2 separate regions of the Homo sapiens genome follow, and region 2 is linked to region 1. Evidence: read pairs that join two places in POLR2A ChIA-PET (ENCODE). Cell type or tissue: PC-9. All regions are shown on one strand.

Region 1 (8,000 bases):
GGTTATGGGAGAAGTCTAAGGTGACCAGGGCTCCAGCGGAGGGCTGAGCACCAGCCTGCCAGTGGACACAAAGATGGGGCTTTGAGGTTACTCAAAATTGCTTGCTAGGGAATACAAAATGCTTCCTCATTTTCTTCCTCCTTTTGATAATTTTTTTTTCCTGTTGCTTTGTGGTCAGCTGGCCAGTGAGTAGTGTCAGCCAAGAAGGAGACTGTCCCAGGGCTTGGGGTATCCAGACAAAGGAATTCATGCAACTAACATTTGAGCCCTTACATATGCTAAGTACCAGGGACTAGGGGTTTGGGGCTCAAAGAACACAAAAAGAGGACCCTCTGCTCAGAGCTGACCCACACAAGTGAAGGAGGCTGAGGGCGGCTTACGGGCAGAAATGGAGCCATTCACAGGGACCAAGGAACAGAGTGGGTCACACACTGAAGAGGATCAGAGAGAATCTGCAAAGGAGCTTAAGAGTTGGTCAGGCAAGAGCTCTAGGGCAAGTGTGGCCACAGCAAAGGCAGGGAAGTGGGAGAGAGCATGGCATTTGGAGGTAATCCTAGGAGAGAAGAGAGTGGGGCAGAGAGGAGGCAGGAGTGCAGACATTGGCACCAAAGATGGCCCCTCCTGCAAAGGGTAATGTGCAGTTAAAGAAAGGATACATGGAGTTAAATAAAGTGAAACTACTTAAACTTTTCAGTGAATTATATGTGGTAAAGTGCTCTTCTCATACGCATACAAGCTGATGAAGTTTCACAAATTGAACACACCTGTGTAGCTGGCCTCCCGATCAAGAAAGAACATTACCAGCATCCTGGGACCAGCACCCCATCATCAGCACCCCATCCAATCACTGTCACTGCCCCAAAGGGGCACTATTCCAACTTCAAGACTGGCCTTGCCTGTTTCTGTGCTTCATCTGAAATCCTACAGGATGCCCTCTTTGCTGGGTATTAAGTCTGCGAAATTCATCCATGTTGTGTGTAACTGCGACTTGCTCATTCTCCGTGCTGTATGTTAATTCCATCCTGTGATTATTTCATTATTTATTTACCCATTCTACTTTCCAGGGGCATTCAGATAAGCCATCATATCCCCTGTGACCTGCACGTACACATCCAGATGGCCGGTTCCTGCCTTAACTGATGACATTTCACCACAAAAGAAGTGAAAATGGCCTGTTCCTGCCTTAACTGATGACATGGTCTTGTGAAATTCCTTCTCCTGGCTCATCCTGGCTCAAAAGCTCCCCTACTGAGCACCCTGTGACCCCCACTCTGCCCGCCAGAGAACAACCCCCCTTTGACTGTAATTTTCCTTTACCTACCCGAATCCTATAAAACGGCCCCACCCCTATCTCCCTTTGCTGACTCTCTTTTCGGACTCAGCCCACCTGCATCCAGGTGAAATAAACAGCTTTATTGCTCACACAAAGCCTGTTTGGTGGTCTCTTCACATGGAGGCACATGGAAGTTTCCCGTTTAAGCTGTTACAAACAGTGCTGCTATGCACGCTCTGGTCTTTGGGTAAACATTCATACGCATTTCTGTTAGGTACACACTTAGGAGTAACACTGCTGGACCACAGCACTTTCAACTTCAGGGAGACTGCCAAACTCTTTTTCAAAGGAGTTGTTCCAATTTCCACCCTCATCAGCAGAATGTGGAAAATAAGAATACTCATGTGTTAAATAAGATAAATGAGATGGCAGATTCCACGACAGAAAATCTTTTGTAAAGTTCTCTGACTAAAACTAGAATCCTCTACCTAAAACTTATACATTAATTAATTTTTTAAATGTTCAGACCTCACAGCATTTGAGAGAAAGTAATCAAAATACGAATTTTCCGTGTACAATACAAAACTTTTTTTTTTTAATTGAGTAATCTCTCCTTTTTCTTGCCCTTAGAAGGGGAAAATCTCCTCAGATTATATGAGAAGAGGATTGGAAGCCTTGCAATTCAAGATGATTTATCAAGATAGAAAGTCTAAGGTCAAGAATGAAATGAAATTAATAATGTCAGCCAAACCACTGGTGATCACTAACAGTCACGCTAACAGTCAAATGAGACAGCTTTTCCAGAGCCAAGGCTGGCTGCCTGATTTACAGTGCAGGAATAGAATATTTTGGTTTGGGTTAGAAAAAATGTGAAATGGCTGAGACCCAAATATGTATAGGTTGGATTCTTTCATAAAGAACTCTGTTCTTAATTTGTTGTCAAAAATCTCAAAGTAACAAGAACCGAGCTTGTATATATAAGCTATTACAGAACTGAATACGAATAAAATTCTGCCTGGTTTATGAAGATTTTAAGAGAAGTTCACATTTAAATTTCTACGTGATCCAGGGGACCTATTGTAAACAGAAAAAAATGCCACAATAGCTTCTAGTCTGCCATTTTATAATTAGAAAATTTGAACCTCATATGCCATTTTATGAAAGGAGGTTAAATGAGGAAGTAGGTGGGACTGGAGTGGATTTTTTTATGACTCAGACATTCTCCCAGGGAGCAAAACACGGAGATATTGAAACTGTCTCTTTCTGAATAAAGCCAGGCTTGCTGGCTTTAGCCACCTGCTCTCAAGGTTAGGTGGGATGCCAAGGTGGTGCACCTGTCATTTTGACCCACCAGCACGCTTGAACCTCCCCACTTATAGCCTCCTGTCTTCAAAGCAGGTTCAGGCTTAAGGAATACTTTTCTGCAGACAACTCTTGAGCAGGAAAAATCCCAGAGAGCCAAGCAGCACCAGGGAAACAGCAGACAAACAGAACCCGGCTCGGCGTTGAGAGCTGGGGGTAGTTCCAAGGACATTGCAAGAAATCACCTCAGATAATGTTGCACTTGTGTTCATCAAATATGTACTTGAAACCCACGTTCATCTCTTCTATACATTGCCCTTGATGAAAAACAGCTGCAAACTTGGATTATTCTGCAAGGACAGAAGTATGTTATTTGAAGATATGATGACACCGGCACGACTTAATGTAATCAAGTCAGAGTTTATAAATATGTACCGGCAGAATGGAGGGAAAACCATCACTCTCATACCTCAGGGCTATGGATGTCTCCTGAGGGAGATCCATTTCTGGCTGTGACCTGAAGCAAAGGTAGGGGTGATTTCCTTGAGGCCACAGTATCAGAACAGTAAAATCTGTTGTGAAATGTCCATCAACCAGACACCCTTCCCTCCTATCTGAGCCTTGACTCCACCAAAACATTCTGTCCAGCTTGGTGAAGCCCCTTAAATATTTTATTTCAATCACCATGGAGACCTTAGAAACAAAACCCAGCAACAGAAGAGCAAGGGTTAGTCACGACTGCAGATCATCAGCTCTCCCTGGTGCTGAGGCAGGAGTGCCCGTCCCTTGAACTCCTCATCACACACCTGCCACATTCCGTGTGAACATGTCAAACCCTCAAGCCTGCTCAATTAATCACCCTGCCTGAGAATCTATGAAACAAAGTTCACATTACCCAGAGAGCCACATGAAGGGCCCTCTGAGGTCAGAATGCAAGACCAAACAAAATTAATGTGCCTGCCACATCCATCATCTTGTAATCTGCTTCCAGTTCCATAATCCCCGAATGTCCAGACTGTGCATACCAAGAACACTGAACATTCCTCTTTGATGTGGATCAAAATGGTTCATGTAGAAAGGACTCTGACCACCTTCTTCACTAGCAAGAAAAGCATTTACCATTTCTACAAGTCAAACAGACCTGGGACTGCAGACATCTGCTCAATGCAAGTGGCTAGGGACCCAGAAGTTTTTTTTTGTTTTCGGTTTTTTTTTTTTTTGAGACAGAGTCTCTCTCTGTCACCCAGGCTGGAGTGCAGTGGTGCGATCTCAGCTCACTGCAAGTTCTGCCTCCCGGGTTCACGCCATTCTCCTGCCTCAGCCTCCCGAGTAGCTGGGACTACAGGCGCCCGCCACTACGCCCGGCTAATTTTTTTGTATTTTTAGTAGGGACGGGGTTTCACCGTGTTAGCCAGGATGGGGACCCAGAAGTTTTAATGACTCTATCATAGATGTTTCTTCATATACCCTAAATATAAAATTTGATTTACCCTAAGAACAAGGAATACACTGTTAATTTTTCAGTGACTAATAACTGATGAGGCCACGTTAAGGAAGATGATACAACTATCATTGTACTAAACTATTTTGTAATCATTCAAGGGAATGAATGCTTAAAATAATGAATCAGTAGGATTACACGCACTTAAAATTATAACACAGTATACTGTATTTTATATTACCATGCAGTTACTTTTCGTTTTAATTTCTGAGCATGTTATGAGTACCTAAAAGGAAGTATTGCTACCCGTTTCATTCAGGAAGAAAGGAGATTCAGAGACAGAGTGTGAGGGGAAACTAGAGGTCAAATGACTCATGACTGGGCTGGGCTGGGAGAAATCCACATCACACTCCTATTTTCCTCTCATAGTTGATACTATTTTCTCCACCCCCCTCCCTGCCAAGATGGAGTCTTGCTCTGTTGCCCAGGCTGGAGTTGCAGTGGCACAATCTCGGCTTACTGCAACCTCCGCCTCCCAGGTTCAAGCAATTCTCCTGCCTCAGCCTCTTGAGTAGCAGGGATTAGAGGCGCGTGCCACCATACCCAGCTGATTTTTTTTGGTATTTTTAGTAGAGATGGGGTTTCACCATGTTGGCCAGGCTGGTCTCGAACTCCTGACCTTGTGATCTGCCCACCTTGGCCTCTCAAAGTGCTAGGATTACAGGTGTGAGCCACCATGCCTGGCCGATACTATTTTCAAGATTTTACACTATTAATCTCTAATTCCCTCAAGTATTTACCATAAAGATTTCACCATAAGATTATTTTATGCTATGAATATTCTAACTCAGGGTATTTTATGTTCTGAGTATTTAAACTCCTGATGTCTGAGGAGAAATGTTTTTAGTTATAAACTAGAGTAACCCATTTGATTTAGGAGTAAGGATTAAAAAGGATATGGGCAGCATTTTCACCTTTTAAAAATTCAGACATTAGGTTCGGTTCTGTGGACTAATAGTGTCCACACTGATTGTTTAAGGGCGACACCAAATTATGCATTAATCTTAGCAACGTTAGAAATGGTTCTTAAATAAAAACGAGGAAAAAAATTACCCTGGTTTGCAGGCCAGTGGGATCTTTGCTACCGACTGAATGTATCTCCCCAAAACTCACATGTTGAAGCCAAATCCCCAGTGTGATGGCATTTAGATGTGGGGCCTTTGGGAAGTGATTAGGTCATGAGGGTAGAGCCCTCATAAATGGGATTAGAGCCCTTATAAAAGAGGCTCCAGGGAGCATCCTTGTGCCTTCTGCCACATGAATTTTTTTTTTTTTTTTAAAGAAAATAAAAAAAAAAGACGGCTGCCTACAAATCAGGAAGTAGAGCCCTCACCAGACCTTGACTCTACCAGCACCTTGATGTTGGACTTCCCAGCCTCTACATCTGTGAGAAATTAATTCTGTTGTTTATTAACTACCCAGTTTATGGTTTTTTGCTACAGCAGCCCAAACAGATGAAGACAGATTTGTAGTGGTAAGACTTTAATTCCTCATACAATAGCTAAATGAGTAGTACTTTCTGTCACAAAACAGTACGGCATGTATTAGTCCTTACACAGACTTCTGAAGTTTTCTATCCCATTACTGTTGAAGAAATTGGGAGTCACTGAAGTTCCTTGTGGAAATTACATACACTTACGTGAGATCTGAAGCCACATGCATCTTATTTCAACCATCCCAAAATATACCGCTGACATTTGGGAATCTGAAAATGTCAGCATTCCTATACTTCCCCCAACCAAGTTAACCTCCCAGGTCCATTCTTGTAACATGAAAAGATGAAATCATTTTAAAACAGAAAGTGCAAAAAGTTAACTTATTATTCATTGCCTCTTGTAGGAAAACAGAAACCTGAATAGGAAATGGGTTTCAATAAAGAGCAGGAGGTGGGCTGTGCATAGTGGCTCACGCTTGTAACCCCCAGCAATTTGGGAGGCTGAGGTGAGAGGATTGCTTGAGCCCAGGAGTTTAAGACCAGCCCTGGCAAGACAGTGAGACCCCCCCATCTCTACAAAAGAAAAAAATAATTAGCCAGGCACGGTGGTGCACCTGTAGTCCTAGCTAAACAGAGGCTGAGGTAGGAGGATTTGTTGGGCCTAGGAGGTTGAGGCCACAGTGAGCCATGGTTGTGCTACTACAGTTTAGACTGGACGACAGAGTGAAACCCTGTCTCAAAACAAAAAACAAAAAAACAACGGAAGGTGAGGATAGGATATAATAGAGGCAAGGAAGGCAAAGGCTTCATACCCTGCTGTGAAATGTTTGGGCGGAGGGCAGAAGAGAAAGGACTGTTTGGTAATGATCTAGAAGTCAATATGAATATTGTTTTTAATTTTTTTTTTCTTTTTTTTAAAGAGACAAGGTCTCACTCTTTACCTAGGCTGCCCCAAGAGTGCAGTGGTGCAGTCTCGGTTCACTGCAACCTCTGCCTTCTGGGCTCAAGTGATCCTCCCACTTCGGCCTCCTGAGTAGCTGGGACTACAGGCACACATCACCATGCCTGGCTAATTTTTTTTTGGATTTGTTTTGTAGAGACAGCATTTTGCCATGTTGCCCAGACTGGTCTTGAACTCCTGGGCTCAAGCGATCCTCCCACCTCAGCCTTCCAAAGTGCTGGGATTACAGGCATGAGCCACCGTGCCCAGCCTGTTTTTAAATCTTTCGTTCAGTAAACAGATACTGGTTCTATATCTCCCTTGTGCCAGGTGCTGTGTTGAATACTGGCAATATGAGGTGACTAAGGTAAGTGGCCTGCCCTCCAGAACACAGTCTGAAGAGGGGGAGAGACCAGAACAAGCAACACCATATGCTGAGAGCCACACTGCAGGGATCTGGAAGCTGTGGTACAAGCACTGGGGACTGACTCCCTAGGAGGATTAGGGGACACTTTGCAGAAGAAGTGATATTTGTGCTGGAGTCTTAAAGAATGAAGAGGAGTTCTCCTAACAGAAAAGAAAGAAAAGGCCATCCAGGCAGACCATACTTCCAAAGGCATGGGGGTCAGAGATCAGAGAAATCATGATATGTCCTGGAAATGGAAGGTAGTTCTCTGTGGCTGGAGCATGGGATGCCTGGTGGCAGTGGTGGTGGTGGCAACATTGAGATAGGACTGGAGATGTGGGCAGGGGCCAGGATTCCAGCAAGGCCAAGAAGGGCGGTCTGCATTCTGTAAATTGCAGGGAGCCAAAGGCTTTTAGATAGGGGAGTGACAAGGTGGGTAATGAGGTCACTTGGATAGCCTTGTGGAATAGAGTGGAGAAAGCCAGACAGGTGGCAGAGAGGCTAGCTATAACGAATTCTACTTGGAGGGATCCTTGCAGCTCAGAGGCCCTTGGTGGCCCTATCGTCCAGCTCTCCATTTCACAAGTGATAAACCGAGGTCAGGAAAGGTTAAGAAACTTGCACAAAACTGTCCAGCTGGTAACACAGCTGGGGCCAGAATGAAGATCTGAAGGCTGCAGTGGGGTCCTTTCCACCGGCCTAGACTACCAAAGAAAATGACGAGGTCTGAAGCCTGGATTCCCTAGTAGTGGTTTCAAGTTTATCAGCTTAAGACACCACCACAAAGGTTAGAAAGCAACAGTAGGTGAAAGATTGAAGTACTGTTTTTACAGTCATTTTGGATTCCTGCTGTCTTATACACCAAATAAGTAGTTAAAGTGACACAGTTCATAGAATAAAATGAATGAAAACACAGACATGGAAATGGAAGGAAAGTGCAGAGCTGCTTTCTAAATCAACCAAATTAATTAAATCCTGACCACAAATACTGAAATGCAGAGATGCAAAGTCCTTTTTGAGTAGCCTGGATCAATTGTTTCCTAAGAGCAGATGGGCACTACTTTAGCTGTGTTGTCTACAAAGAAATCCAGTTGGCGAGAAAATATTTCATCCACAGAACTATGATTCACAGGGTTAGTTCCT
Region 2 (8,000 bases), 120 kb before region 1:
TCATTTGTTTAACAATTATTAGTGTGTGTGTGTGTGTATGTGTGTGTATATATATATATTTTTTGAGATGGAGTCTAGCTCTATTGCCCAGGCTAGAGTGCAATGGTGCGAACTCGGCTCACTGCAACCTCTCTCTCCCTCCTAGGTTCAAGAGATTCTCCTGCCTCAGCCTCCCAAGTAATTGGAATTACAGGCCCATGCCACCCCACCCGGCCAATTTTTTTTGTATTTTTAGTAGAGATGGGGTTTTGCCATGTTGGCCAGGCTGGTCTCAAACTCCTGACCTCAAGTGATCCGCCAGCCTCGGCCTCCCAAAGTGCTGGGATTACAGGCACGAGCCACCATGCCGGACCTATTAGTGTATTTACTGGATATCAAGATGACTAAGAAATAGCACTTGCCTTGAAGGAGCTTTTCTATTTGAGGAAAAAGACATGTATATAAATAACTGCAAACAGAATGAAACAAGTGTTATGTAGATCTACATACAGTGACATGCCATGGGAATGCTGAACACTGAGCAACAGTTTCAACTAGCGAATTGGCACAGGAAACATGAAAAATAAGCGTATTTTCAATATGACAAGAATGGTCATTTCTGGATATAAGAACAAGAGAAAAGTCATGGGTATATGGAAAGGCATGGACTCTTCAAGGAAGAGCAAGTAGTCTAATGTAGATGCTGTATAGGAATCTGGGGACAAAGGGACAGATAAGTGGTGTAGACAAAGAGGCTGGAAATAGGGTTATGGGCTAGATCATGAGTGACCTGTAAGCATTAGGAGTTTTGATTTATTTTGGAATAAGAAACATTTATGGCTTTTGAGAAGGAAAATTACACAAGGGAAAAGAAAGGATTTTTATTTTTTATTTTTATTTTTGGAGAGATGAGATCTCACTATGTTGCCCAGGCTGGTCTTGAACTCCTGAACTCAAGCAATCCTCCCGGCTCGGCCTCTGAAACTTCTAGGATTATAGGCGTGAGCCACTACGCCCAGCCAGGATTATGTTTTTTTATGGGAGGGATGAGAATATTGGTAGGTGGGTAGAGGATAAATGAGAGAGAATATGTATATGTGAGATTGAATATATAATAGAAAAAATTGATAGGACAAGTCCTGCGTTATTACTACATTTTATGAGGAAAATCTATATATTAGAAGCACTTTAAAGGTATATTTGCTATTCTAGCTGTGGAAACCATCTGAAAACACATTTGAAAGTGCTTTGAAACAGGGGTCAACTTCTCTGCAAAGGGCCAGAGTATGTTTAGCTTTGCGGGCCACAGATGGCCTCTGTTGCATATGCTGCTGGGTCTCCACCTTCCTCCTCCTTTTCTTCCCTTCCTCTTCCTTCTTTTTCTTCTTCTCTTTCTTCTTTCTCTTTAAAAGCATAAAATCATTCTCAGCTCTTGGGCCATACAGAAACAGGCCATAGGCCAGATTTGACTTCTAGGCCATAGTTTGCCGACCCTCCATTTTAGAACTTAGCTTTCCTGAAAGAGCATTTGGGTCTCTCTCTCTCTTTCCCTTTCTCTCTCTCTGTCTCTCTCTCTCTCTCTTTCAGTAAGTGAAGTAAGAAATAGGTCTTTCTTGAGGAACAAAAAGCTGAAATAATTTCATGCATTTGAATATGACCCTTGACCTGTTTTTGTCCATCATCACTCAGATTTGTGGCTGCAACCACCAACCAATTTGGTGCCATAGGATATAGCATAATTTTTCAGCAACAGTTCATAAGCTTTTCTTTTTGTTCTTTTTCCTTCTTCCAGTTGTGGTGGTTTAAAAACATGTCTGCAAAATCTTTGACACTTCTCAGTAAAAAATATAGTCTTGTGTTCCCTTTTCTTGAACCTAAGTGGCCTTTGTGCTGCCTCAACAAATAGAATATGACAGAAAAGACACTATGTGACTTTTGAGACAGGGTCATAAGAGGTGATACAGCTTCCCCATGCCCCTGCATTTTAGAGCTCTGGGTTGCCATGTAAGAATAGCTACCCTGAAGCTACCATGCTGAAGAGACCACAGGGAAATCACATAGAGTTAGAAAGAGGTGTCTGAAGAAGCCCAGCTGCTCCCAATCCCAGCTATTTAAGTCCTCCCAGACCAGGTGCCATATATATGAGTGAGCAAGCCTTCAGATGGTTCCAGCACCAGCCACCATCTAGCTGTAAGCTCATGAGACCCCTTCAACGAAAACCATCTAGATTAGCTTAGTCAAGCCCCAGAACCGTGAAAGACAATAGACTTGCTATGGAGGTCGCCACATGCCTCTTTTTTCTCCCTTTGTGAATGGGATTATTTATAATGGTTACCCCATACCTACTCCACTATGTATATTGGGTATGAGGGAGAGATAATTTGTCTCACTAGCTGACAGATTTTTCAGACCTCAAGGAATGCCACGTGAGCTGTACTCACAGGACCACACACAAGTATCTTTATCCACACGTGACCTGATTTCACTGATAAAGTCCTGGACCTTGAGCCTGAGCCCAATGTCTTAATAAATGAGAATTTCAGAAGGTCTTGGGAGGGGGTGAGTATATTTTGCATGTGGGAAGGATGTAAATAATATGTGGCCTGAGAGCAGATTATGGTGGTTTGAAAATGTGTCCACCAATTCTTTAATACTACTCTCAACAAGAGGTGGAATCTGTGTCTCTTCCTTTGGAACATGAGTGGACCTTTGTGATTAAATGCAGCAGAAGGATGCTGTGTGAACTCTGAGACAGGGTAATAAGGGGTGATACAGCTGCCACCTAGTTCTTTCTCAGAACATGTGCCTTTGGAGCCCTGAGCTGCCATGGAAGAAAACCACCTACCCTGAAGCCACAACACTGGAAAGACCATGTGGAAGAACCACAGAGAGAGAGAAGAGGACCAAATGTGTGAGCCTTCCCAGCCCAGGCTCCAAATATGCAAGTAGTAAGCCTTCATTTCTTTTTGGTTTTAATTTTTTTTTTTAAATAAATCGAAATGGGTTCTCACTATGTTGCCCAGGCTGGTCTTGAACTCCTAAGCTCAAGTAATCCTCCTACCTCAGTCTCCCAAAGTGCTGGAATTGTAGGCATGAGCCACCATGCCCGGCTGCAATTAGTAAGTCTTCAGATGCTTCCATCACCAGCCACCATCCGATGACAACCCCATGAATGACCCTCAGCAAGAACTACCTAGCTGAATCCAGCCAAACTCCAGACCCATGAGAGAGAAATAAAATTGTTGTTTGAGTCACTAAATACGGAGTAATTTATATTATCAACAGATAACTGGAACCACAAGTGTAATTGTTAAAGGTAAAACTTTGAATACATTTATATTTGCCTTCTGCCACATTCCATAATTGACTTTTGTTCATGAACCTATTGGCAAGTTTGCCTTATTGCTTTTCCTTCTTCCCTCTTTTTTTTTTTTGTAACTTAAAAAATCATATAATAAAACAACACAAAAATGTATTTGAATGTAGGTTGAGTGACCGTAAATAAGCACAAAACTTCTCCTTCCTGTGACTCTCTTGTCTGTATATGCCAAGTATCTAACACAAGGCCTGCCTGGCACATAATTTTTTTTTTTAAATGTTAGTCTCTTTTATCATTCTTTTTCCCTGTCAGTGGTATTATCTTTACCCATGGAATCCAGCACCCTCATGCTGACTTATAGTTCCCCAAAGTCCCTAACCTCTACAGTCCTCTCCAACCCCCACCCCAGGCCTCTCTCTATGTTCCAGACATTTTCTGGCTTTTTACCATTATCCAAACTCTGAACTTATCTACTTAGTTTTTATAAAAAAACACAGAGTGACTACATAGCTAATATAAATAATGCCAGTGTTAACACAAAAATTTGACTTGAATGATTACAATAGCAAACTTCAATGTTTACCCCATGGAATAGGCAGAAAATTTCAAGCACTTTTCTAGGCCACCTGAGTCTATTTTGAGTAAGGATCCTTAAGTTGATACTCAAGTAATGACATTGATGCAATGTAGAAGACTATGCTAAAATTTGTCCTGGCTTCTCTCCATGCTATGGGCCATCTGTAAAGCTTTGGAGTCTAGGTCAGATGTATGCGTTGTCTCCTCTTTGCTACCATTTTTGTACAGATTTCTAATCTAAATAAAATTAATGGCAATAACAGTGTGGAAAGGGAAAGCCTAAAAGAAAGAGGGTTTTTGAAGAGTGGGGGACCAGAAAAGAAGAGGACAATTTTACCTGAATTGTTTTACTTTAGAAAATAAATTTGTTCATGTGATTCTGTGAGTCAATTTACACATGTATATAAATACACATTTCTTTATTTAACCATTATTATTATCACTATGTGATCCCTCAATGTGCTGGCTACCACGGGTGTAAGATAAATTACAGAAACTCCTTATTCTGAAGGATTCCAACAACAATTTGGCATTGTGCACTGTATGGGGCCTGGGAAAATCCTCTGATTTGCCATACCTTAGGAAAGGTCTTTGCATGATACTAGGCCATGTCTCTTACTACAATGATGAGCATTCTTAGATTTAAAAATAATACCAAGCTGTCAGGAAAACTGAATTCCATCAATAATAACATCTTTTCATAAACTGAAAGCTTGCAAAGCCTTAATTAAAAAAATGAATTTATTACTAAGTGAATTTAATTCACAAAAGGAATTTTCCCCAATATTTAGGCTGTTGTTGGTTTTGGCTTTGTTTTTAATTAACATTTTTAGTTGTATGGTTTGATCAAATACTGAATTTGAGTTCAAAGATACATTTCCTCTGAGGATGCAGTCTAAAGAGGCCAAGTAAATAATAGAAAATCATAGTTTCCAAGTTTCGCAGAACAAAGCTCAGTAGTTCCATGACTTTTTCAGTGTTCTACAGAATTGAGCTACTCCCTCTTACACAAAAAAGTGCTCTAATTTTCATTTTTTTCTTCTTTGCTCAGTTTCTTCATTTATTTGCCTACTTTCTTAATTTCTTCCTAAGTAAATATATAGCTATCTTTGAGGAGAAGTGATGTAACATCAGAAACAAAGAGTAGACTCACAATTAGAGCCCACTGACTCATGGGACTTTAGATAAACCACTAATCAGGAAACTGGGGGTGTTAATGCTGTTTAGTTAGTTGATTGAGGAGGTGAGGACAAAACCTGGTGACTTCAGGGCCTCAGCAACAGAACTCCTACCTATTTCCATTGCTACCACTTACCTTATGGGCATTAGATAATTCTGCAGTGAGTTATTCTGTGCATGAGGGGGCAAAGGCTTTAGAGTCAGGTAGCTGGGGAGTTATTTTCTCTCTCTGCTATTTAATAGCTGTATGACCTCAGGTGAATTTCTTAATCTCCGTTTCCTTGTTTGTAATACCCATCATGAGAAGTTGTTCTGAGGATCACAGATACTATACCTAAAGTACCCAACAAAGTCCTGACACAAGGAAGGTGTTCCATAAACGGTAGCTATTTGAAGTAGTCTAAAAGGTCCCTTTCAAATGTTTAATACACCCATATAATCCCAATCTTAATCTCTCACTCTCTTGTTGGCCCATCATTAGAGCACCAGATCCCCTTGACTGCTTTCCAGGGTAAGGATGCAAGACCACTGAGAACTGTGCCGCGCTGGTAAGAAGAGGTGCTGATGGCATGCTGTTGCCTCTGCCAGACAGACTCTGTCTTTGCTGAAGTGTTTAGTATTGCTATTGTGGCAAATGCCATTTTAGTCAAAGGCAATAAATCTTCCTTTGTTTAAATGACAGATGGCTAGGATTGTTACTTCTGTTTCTAGCAAACCCAGAAAGGGAAAAAATAAATTACTGACATTCAGAGTTCTTGTTTTTTAAGAATATTAGGGGGAAAATGAAAATAGTATAGTTTCAGCAAAGTTATATAGTTTTTGCAGTCAACAGAATAATGGGCCCCCTAATGATGTTCACGTCCTAACCCCTAGAATCTATGAATATGTTAGGTTACAGGGCAAAGGGGAATTAAGAGTGCAGGTGGAATTAAGATTAATTAGCTGACCTTAAGATAGGGAATGTAGCATAATTTATCCAGGTGAGCCCAATATAATCACAATGGAAGACAGAGACAGAAGAATCAGAGTCAGAGAAGACGTGGCTACAGAGGAGAGAGTGATGAGATGTGAGGATTCTGCCTGCCATTGCTGGCTTTCAAGATGAAGGAAGGGGGCCATGAACCAAGGGGATGCCTCTAGAAGCTGGAAAAGGTAAGGAAACAGATTCTCACCTAGACTTCCAGAAAGCTCTGCTGTTGCCTTGATTTTAGCCTAGTGAGACCCATTTCAGACTTCCGACCTCCAGTACGTGAAGATAATACATTTGTGTTGTTTTAACCTATTAAGTTCTAAAATGGTGAACCCAATTTCATTTCTTCTCTCCCTTTACAAGGTAGGTGCTATTAACAGTGAAATGACAATGCAAAAGCAAAGCAGAGGAAAGCACCAGCAAAGGACATGCCTCGCTGACTGCAGATTACAGTGTCCTCTACTCAATTCCTATCTTAATATGTATCACATGCCCTGCCTGAGATAATGAGGACTCTCCCATTCCCTCAGTCTTCAGGTTGCCTCTACTTCTCTTCCATTTTCTTTTTCCTTGATATGATCCTCTTCTTTCTCATTCTTCTCTTCTTTCATTTCCTGAGTTGTTTTCTCTCCACTTCTTCCCCCTCTACTCTGATAGGAAATATTATAGCAGTAGCCCAAGCTAGAAGAAAAAGGACACACCTACCAGCTCCCTCCCTCCCTCACAACACCTACACGGCTGCTGGGGAAGCCTTGAATGAAAGCTAGAAAAGAACAAATAGGAAAAGAGGCATTTGAAAACAGAACAGAAATAGTCACAGACGGGTGACAGGCAGGAGATGCCACCTCATTGACAGCTGCCACCATTTTCCATAGAGAAGTTATTCCATTGTAGTATACACCAGGGCTGGGTTTAAATATTTTTCCTATGTACTTGGTAGTATAGTGGAAGCTCCTCCATTTCTCTAAATAGTTAACTGCATACTTAGAGCTCTTGGTAGCGTTTAGAACACGGAGTTAATTATTCTGAGTGTACCTAGCCCCATCACTGTCTGTAATCTGTACAAAATTTGATAAGCCCTTTTAAGGTAGTTAGATATTTATTGAGACTCTGCTGTATATTTGGCAGTGCCCCAGATATAGGTAGTGGTGGTGACAGCAAGCAATAGGACCAGTGGAGCCTGCTTTTTAATAGAGAGTGATCTCTCTGGTATTGTTGTAAGTACAGCATATAAGCAACTTGAGGTGTTGTCTTAAAGATGTGAGCTCACCTAATTTACACAAGAGCATCAAAGCCAGAATTCCTCCCCTTGCTGATGTTAGCCTGTAACTCTGTGCCTCTCAAGTGTATAACTTCTTCTGTGGGAATCATGCTTCTGAAGCATGAGGAAAGAACACACCCGTGTTTCCACTTTCTCTGCTGCTTTGCATGTGATCCCTCCAGGTATGCAAAATAATGCCTCAATATCATTTTGACCTGTGTTGTCATTTTACATATTTTATCAGAAGACTTCATATCGGATGGAAGCAAATCTTTAGAAGGGTTGTTATAACAACTTGAACAGCCCATCATGCTCTAGGCATGCTCCCTATCACGGCTATGTTTTCATTCATTAGAGATGGAGGAGGAGGCGGCTTAAAATGTGTAATTCTAATCACCTATTCCTACAGCTCTCTAACTGGTCTCCGTGGCTTCTCTTGCCTTCCTCCAGTCTTGCCCGTGAACCTTGATTAGAGGACAACACAACACTAACAGCCACTCCTCCCTCTCCCTCCTGACTCCTTATTTGAGTTAGAGGCTCTCGTAACACCTGCGTCTTCCCCTTTGTCAGCAGTCATCACAACGAATTGTGATTGCCTATTTACTCATCTGCATCTCCCACTGAATTCTGATCCATGGTGGCTGGCCCATGCCTGTCTTGTGTACATTTGCATGTAAACCACTTAACCCAAGTGCCAGGAAGCAAACAGTACACGC

Evidence for each region. ChIA-PET counts read pairs that join two places held together with the same protein. Peaks named below come from ENCODE experiments on the same cell type or tissue, not always from the same donor. Only the 100,000 strongest peaks of a DNase experiment are listed, where the experiment ranks them.
Region 2: POLR2A ChIA-PET joins it to region 1 with 6 read pairs; 12 of 35 experiments call an interaction of 5 or more read pairs at or near these places.

Annotation. Positions count from the first base shown.
Region 1 is chr12:62,728,795-62,736,794 of GRCh38, forward strand. All of the region lies in intron 5 of PPM1H (protein phosphatase, Mg2+/Mn2+ dependent 1H), which reads right to left. Among named protein-coding and RNA genes, the nearest start is that of MIRLET7I, 130 kb to the left of the region's middle. In PC-9, no CTCF peak of the experiment used is centred here; DNase peaks (open chromatin) are centred at 2,467, 3,407 and 4,387; H3K4me3 peaks cover 301 bases; H3K27ac peaks cover 6,727 bases.
Region 2 is chr12:62,613,460-62,621,459 of GRCh38, forward strand. MIRLET7IHG (MIRLET7I host gene) reads left to right here. Exons shown (of 2, transcript NR_186001.1): 2 at 146-8,000. Among named protein-coding and RNA genes, the nearest start is that of MIRLET7I, 14 kb to the left of the region's middle. In PC-9, no CTCF peak of the experiment used is centred here; a DNase peak (open chromatin) is centred at 4,992; H3K27ac peaks cover 464 bases.